2 separate regions of the Mus musculus genome follow, and region 1 is linked to region 2. A link is a loop called in an ENCODE intact Hi-C map of the cell type or tissue named here. Cell type or tissue: heart. All regions are shown on one strand. Each heading gives the region's core, and the rest is flanking DNA. Links, peaks and the distances in the headings are about the cores only.

The links. Peaks named below come from ENCODE experiments on the same cell type or tissue, not always from the same donor. Only the 100,000 strongest peaks of a DNase experiment are listed, where the experiment ranks them.
Region 1: a loop joins it to region 2, with 5 times the contacts of the local background. A loop is called at or near these places in 13 of 42 quality-filtered maps.

The regions. Positions count from the first base shown.
Region 1 is chr13:94,142,129-94,144,935 of GRCm38, reverse strand. All of the region lies in intron 2 of Lhfpl2 (lipoma HMGIC fusion partner-like 2), which reads right to left. Among named protein-coding and RNA genes, the nearest start is that of Lhfpl2, 86 kb to the right of the region's middle. In heart, for the core only: a CTCF peak has its summit at 1,431; a DNase peak (open chromatin) is centred at 1,425; H3K4me3 peaks cover 537 bases; H3K27ac peaks cover 1,143 bases.
Region 2 is chr13:94,203,793-94,206,599 of GRCm38, reverse strand. It overlaps Scamp1 (secretory carrier membrane protein 1), which reads left to right. Exons shown (of 9, transcript NM_029153.1): 9 at 2,437-2,807. The coding sequence ends at 2,601. Among named protein-coding and RNA genes, the nearest start is that of Scamp1, 80 kb to the left of the region's middle. In heart, for the core only: a CTCF peak has its summit at 1,135 (motif pointing right); a DNase peak (open chromatin) is centred at 325.

The sequences.
Region 1 (2,807 bases), core at 152-2,651, 62 kb after region 2:
GCCATATGGTCAACACTGGGTCAGATAATAAGGTACTTTAGCCTGTGGTGGGCGAGGGCCAGGCCGTGAGCATCAGCACCTGAGATGGAGGCTGGAGTAAGGCGTAAAACCACACAGCTGTCACATCCCTGCTCCGGGTTCTCCCCCACCCTCCCCCGCCTCACCTCACTCACCAAGCTTCTGTAAGAACCGGCCAAACACATCACTGTTGTTATTATTTTTTTTTTTTTAAGTTTTCGTCTGTCTCTCTTCAAAGTTAGTAAGTACTTTTCATTCTGTGTCAGCCCACGCAAACCTCCCCTTTCTCTGATCTCACAGGGCACTCGGTCGGGACCACACAGCTCAGTAGTGAATGATCTCCTAGTATGTCACACAGGCTGTGTGACTCTCCAGAAAAGCTGAGTGGCTCAAAGCTGATTAAGACAGGTGGTCTTCAAAATGCACAGATGAACCCCCCCCAACACTCTCTTTCCTTCTTTCCCCTCCCTTCCCCATTTTGCATTCATTTTATACCAGCAAATGCTAAGCAACTGACAAGCATGACCCACACTGCCTGTGTGCTAAGGAGGCATGTTTTTACGTTAACTAAGCCATGGTATGGAAAGCTTCCAGTCACCTCTGGTACTGTTTGGTTCATGCACAGTGTTATAAATGAAGAGGGACTGAACTGGGTCACTGTCTTGTTTGTTTCCTTAAAAAGGCTCTAACTGGTGATCCTGAGGCTGCAGAATTTTATCTGCCAACACTGCAAAACGGACAGAAGAAACATGATGCGTCTTCCCTCAGTCGACAGCTTCCGACCAAGCTCCTCCTCTCAGTTCCAAAATATCAGTCACAGCTCTGGACTCAGTTGTCCCTCTCAAACTGCCGAGGGCCTGGTGGTCAGCAGCAGGAGCCGTTCAGAACTATGTCGTGTCTGGCATCTCTGAGCCGGGAGGTCTCTGGGAGTGTTTTTATCTGTGGCATCTCTTTAAGCATTCACTCACTACTGTCACTTTGAAGTTTCAAAACTATTCCTGGTTAGCACACAGGCTCATGCCCCCAACCCCGCTTTCAGGGTTGTGCCAATGTGGAAGCTCTCAGCTACTGCTCCAGTGCCCTGCCTGCCTGCCTGCCTGCCTGCCTGCCTGCCGCCCCTCTCCTGCCATAATGGTCATGAATTCACCCTCTGAAACTGTGAGCAAGCCCTCATTTAAATGATTTCTTTTGTAAGTTACTTTGGTCATGGTCTCTAATCACAGCATTTAAAAGTAAGCTACACCCCAAACAAGCTCTTCCTCTGTGGGCTGGACAGGGCCTTATTAAAGGGGTTCTGCAGGGCTGACCCCCATGATGCCTGCCAGGCAGACTCCACCCTTTTACTCTGCACCCTTAGCCCTTGGCAACAAGAAAGCTCCCGCTGCCTGCGATGCGCCTGCAGCCTTGGTAAGGAAGGAGCAATGCTGACCTCTAGCAGTGGCAGACAGAGCTATCGAGGGACGTGTCAGGGACGCGTCTGGGTAGAGCCCGAGGTCCCCATGAAGGAAAACAGCACCAATCTTGGCAGGAAGAACAAAGGGACAGAAGACTCTTTGCCTCCCACTTAGAGGAAGCTGGGAGCCTGTCCCTTAATGACCTGCTTGATAAATCACCCTGAGTCTGCAATCTTGCCTCTCAGCCACCCCTGCATCTCCACTTCACTTCAATCTCATGTGTGCCATTTCCCAGGACCTGCCTTGAAAACGAGCAATCATTAGGGTCTCTGGGTGGGAGTGGTGGGAAGCCTGAGGAAGAGCGTCTGGTGTGTGGCGGTGGGAGGAGTGGGGGTTGGGAACTGGGGGGTGTATGGGGGAGGTAGCATTTTCCAAGTATTCCTTGATTACCGAACCAGAGCTAGGGCCAGGGCCCAATGGAGCCTCCATGGCCTCCCATTTCCAATGAAAGTCGCATTTGAGAAGCCATGCCTTGTGTACTCTGCTGTGGCCTGTCCACTCTTTCTGAGGCTCCTTGCCACTCTAGGGACAAAGCTCTTGGAGGAGTGGGAGTCCCTTAAGATACTCTTACAGTGAGGTTTGAAAGACCTGGTCCCTGATAAAGTTACGAAAACGGGTCCCAAGCTGTCCACGAGTGGATGATCCAGTGACACAGGGAAGGGGAAATAGGAAATAAACACATGAATGACTAAGCTAAAAACCCATTAAAAACAAAACCAACACCTTTCATTGGCCAGGAACATGGCTTAGTAGTGCAGGGCTTGCCTTCCGTGCCTGGAGCCCTGAATTTGATCCTAGCACCCCTGACCCCCAACAAAGAAAAGAAACCTTGGAAAGCAGGACCCAGGGCCATAGTCCCTCACACATCCTGCCTGCCTAGCACACACACACAGAAAAAAATCAGACTACTCTGTGTGTGTGTGTGTGTATGTGTTTTAAAGCACTTTTCTTTTTAAAAATATATTCCTGTGTTGGAAAAAGAGGGGGGCCACCATGTAACTCCAGAATCTTTAAGTTGCAGAAAGTAAGTAACTCGGCCACTTTTGGATTGTTTTAAACAACTACGTCATTAAGCTTGTGTCCAATTACTTGCAGTCCCTTCTGAAATGAATTCTGCTCTACGGCGATGGCTCTGATGCAGCCTTAAGAGAGAAGGCAGCAGTCTCTAACAGGCCTCCCATTACCACCCCACCTCGGGGATGGGGTGGGGTTTGCTTTCTCCAGGAGGCTCCTTGGGAGGCTTCCGTTTCTGAGTGGGAAATATGCTGTGGCTCTCAGGAACTGGGTCAGATACGTCCAGTCCACTGCTACTTACAGAAGCCCTGGTCTTATCAC
Region 2 (2,807 bases), core at 136-2,635:
ATTGGGTAGACATGACAAGCTTGGACGTAATCCTGAAGTAGATAGAGGATTTGTGGGCAGGGGGTAGGGCTTGGAAGCCTGAGTTGACTCCTCCCACTATGAGAGAGGCCAGGCTTCATTCTTGTTGGGTTTCTCTAGGCCATTTGGCTTAGGGGATGGCCATTAGCAAGAACAGGTTTGGGGCTGATGAGACGGCTCAGTGGGTAAAAGTGCCAAGCACACCACTTGGGTCTGACCCAGGAACCACGTGGTTGAAGGAGAGGACCAGCTCCTGCATGTTACCCTCTGACCTCCGCAGGTGCTCGATGGCACGCCCCCAACACGCACAAATCAAAAGAGCAGGTTTGGAGTCAGGGTGATGCCATGGCTGGGGCGTGGGGTTTCAAGTACTGGTAGACCATGTGTGTGAATAAGCTCCGTAGACGTCTAGACAGAGAAGGAGAAGCAAGCAAAGAGATCTAGGCTGGGTTTTCAGACTGGGAAGTTTTGGCTTCTTGAGGTGAGTGAAGCCTGAGTGAGCACATAGGGGTATAGAGCCAGAAGAGGCCTAGGGGCAGAGCACCCCAGAGCAGTTCTACAGGAAAGACACCGGGAGCTCACTCCTCAGTGACTCAGTGACTGCACGCCGGGCAGTCCTGAGCAGGCTCAGGGACTCTTCTCCCCTTCTGTTTTTGCTTTTCCATGAAAGGGATAGTTGTATAACTGAGCTTATATCCACATGTCAGGCATTCAGAATAAATATCATTTCCCCAATAAAGTCACAGTATTTATCAGCATTGTGTCTATTCTCTATTTTAGTGCATACTCTGTTAATAATTAGATTTAACTAATTTAAATCTGAGATGCAAAATTAGGTTACTGGTTGACTCTCTCACGTATCCACTGTTAGCTGGTACTGTCTCACTCTTACCTGTGAAGTTAAGGATGTCAGATGAGATGATGTTTTTATATGGTATGCTGAGATATGACACATGGCAATATAAACTAAATTATAATTTGAAGCAACCATCAATCCTCTTGTCTTTTCTACCTCTGATGTAAACTGAGATCCGAGTACTGATTCTTCAACACTGACTTAAAAATTAATAATAAATTATCAAAAATAAACACACAGACCCCCTTGTAGGGAGTATGTAGCTCTAACGTGTCACCACTAGGGGTCAGTCTCTTCATGGGCGGTTCGTGCCCTCAGGAAGGTCTGCATAGTCCCAGCTCTGGACTAGAGGCGTTGCCAGGCGGTTCTTCTCTTCTCTCTCTCTCTCTCTCTCTCTCTCTCTCTCTCTCTCTCTCTCTCTCTCTCTCTTTCTCTCTCTCTCTCCTCTCCTCTCCTCTCCCCTCCCCCCCTCTCTCTCACACACACACACACCCCTCTAGACATGCTGTGCAGTCTTGGTTTGTTGTGATGATGTAAATGTACTTTTGAGGATTCAGTCTCATTCTGAGATCTCACAGCTGAGATAACCCAGGTTACCCGAGTTAGACCAGGTTATCGTTGGGTTGGACGCTCATTGTCCCTTGGTTTCTGCCATGGTATTGTTGTTTAAGCCTGCGCTGCCCAACTGTTGAAAGAATTTATATCTCCTGAGCTTCTTCATAGACAGAAATCCTTAGCTTTCACAAATAGGTTTGATTTTCTATCAGTTGTTTCTTATTGTGTTTGTTCTGTTTCTACAGTGAACTATCAAAGTACTGGATAGTGTTTCAGGGCAAAAGTGGTAGATGTTCTAAAGGAGCCAGTTAGTAAGACAGGAATGAGCCACAGAGAGCTGTCAGGAGCTCTGAACATCTCCCTTTGAGTAATCAATCACTAAGAGTTGGGACAGCATAACATTGAAGTGAGAAGAAGGCAGTACAGGTTGGATTCCCTGAAGAACCTGGGTTCCATTATGTCTTCTATGGGATTTGGGAACTTGCCCATAAATATTCATGCCCACATTAGTACACTAGTTACTAATGGCTTTTTGTATTTCAAAAGAAGTTTTGAAGTTAGTTCATTTTAAGAACCAAGATAATCTAGGTGTTTTAACTGTTTGAAGACTTCCTGAAATGTCTGGTCTTCAGCTGTAGTTTTCATTTGTAAGGAGTGTGGGGTTGGAAGCGTATGATTCAGAATAGTGCTGAGGGAGTCCCGCTAACCAGTTAAGTTGGTGTCCGACACCATTGCGTGGGGAGGTACTCCAGTGCATAGACTAACCTGGTCTGCTTCGACCGAACAGGGCAGCTACTGTCTTTGAAGGCGCTGTGTCGCCGTTAATCCCACTATGGCCATCTCCTGTGTTTATTTTGGACCTAGGGTAAAAAGCTGATTTCATGGGTTTTCTTTTCTGTTCCCCCCACCTCCCCTCTGACCTCTGCCTGGTCCTCGCACACGGCAGGGTGGTTTGAGCAAATGTGTGGATCGCATCTCACCATCTCGCCTTGGTTCTGCCTCCTCAGGTGCATGGACTGTACCGCACAACAGGTGCTAGTTTTGAGAAGGCCCAGCAAGAGTTTGCAACGGGAGTGATGTCCAATAAAACTGTTCAGACAGCGGCTGCAAACGCCGCCTCAACCGCAGCAACCAGCGCGGCGCAGAACGCCTTCAAGGGTAACCAGATGTAGCGAGCCTGGAAGCAGTTCTCTGTTTCCTTAGGACTGTATCTTTTTCTCCAGTTACTGTATTCTACAGATATTTTTTGTTGGAAACACACAATACACAAAAGCATGGGTATTTCCAATCCACATGTGCATGGTCTAAAAACCAGAGAAACTTCCTTGTCTTATTACTTTGCCTAATAGTTTCTTAATATTTCCATGCTCTGCACAGA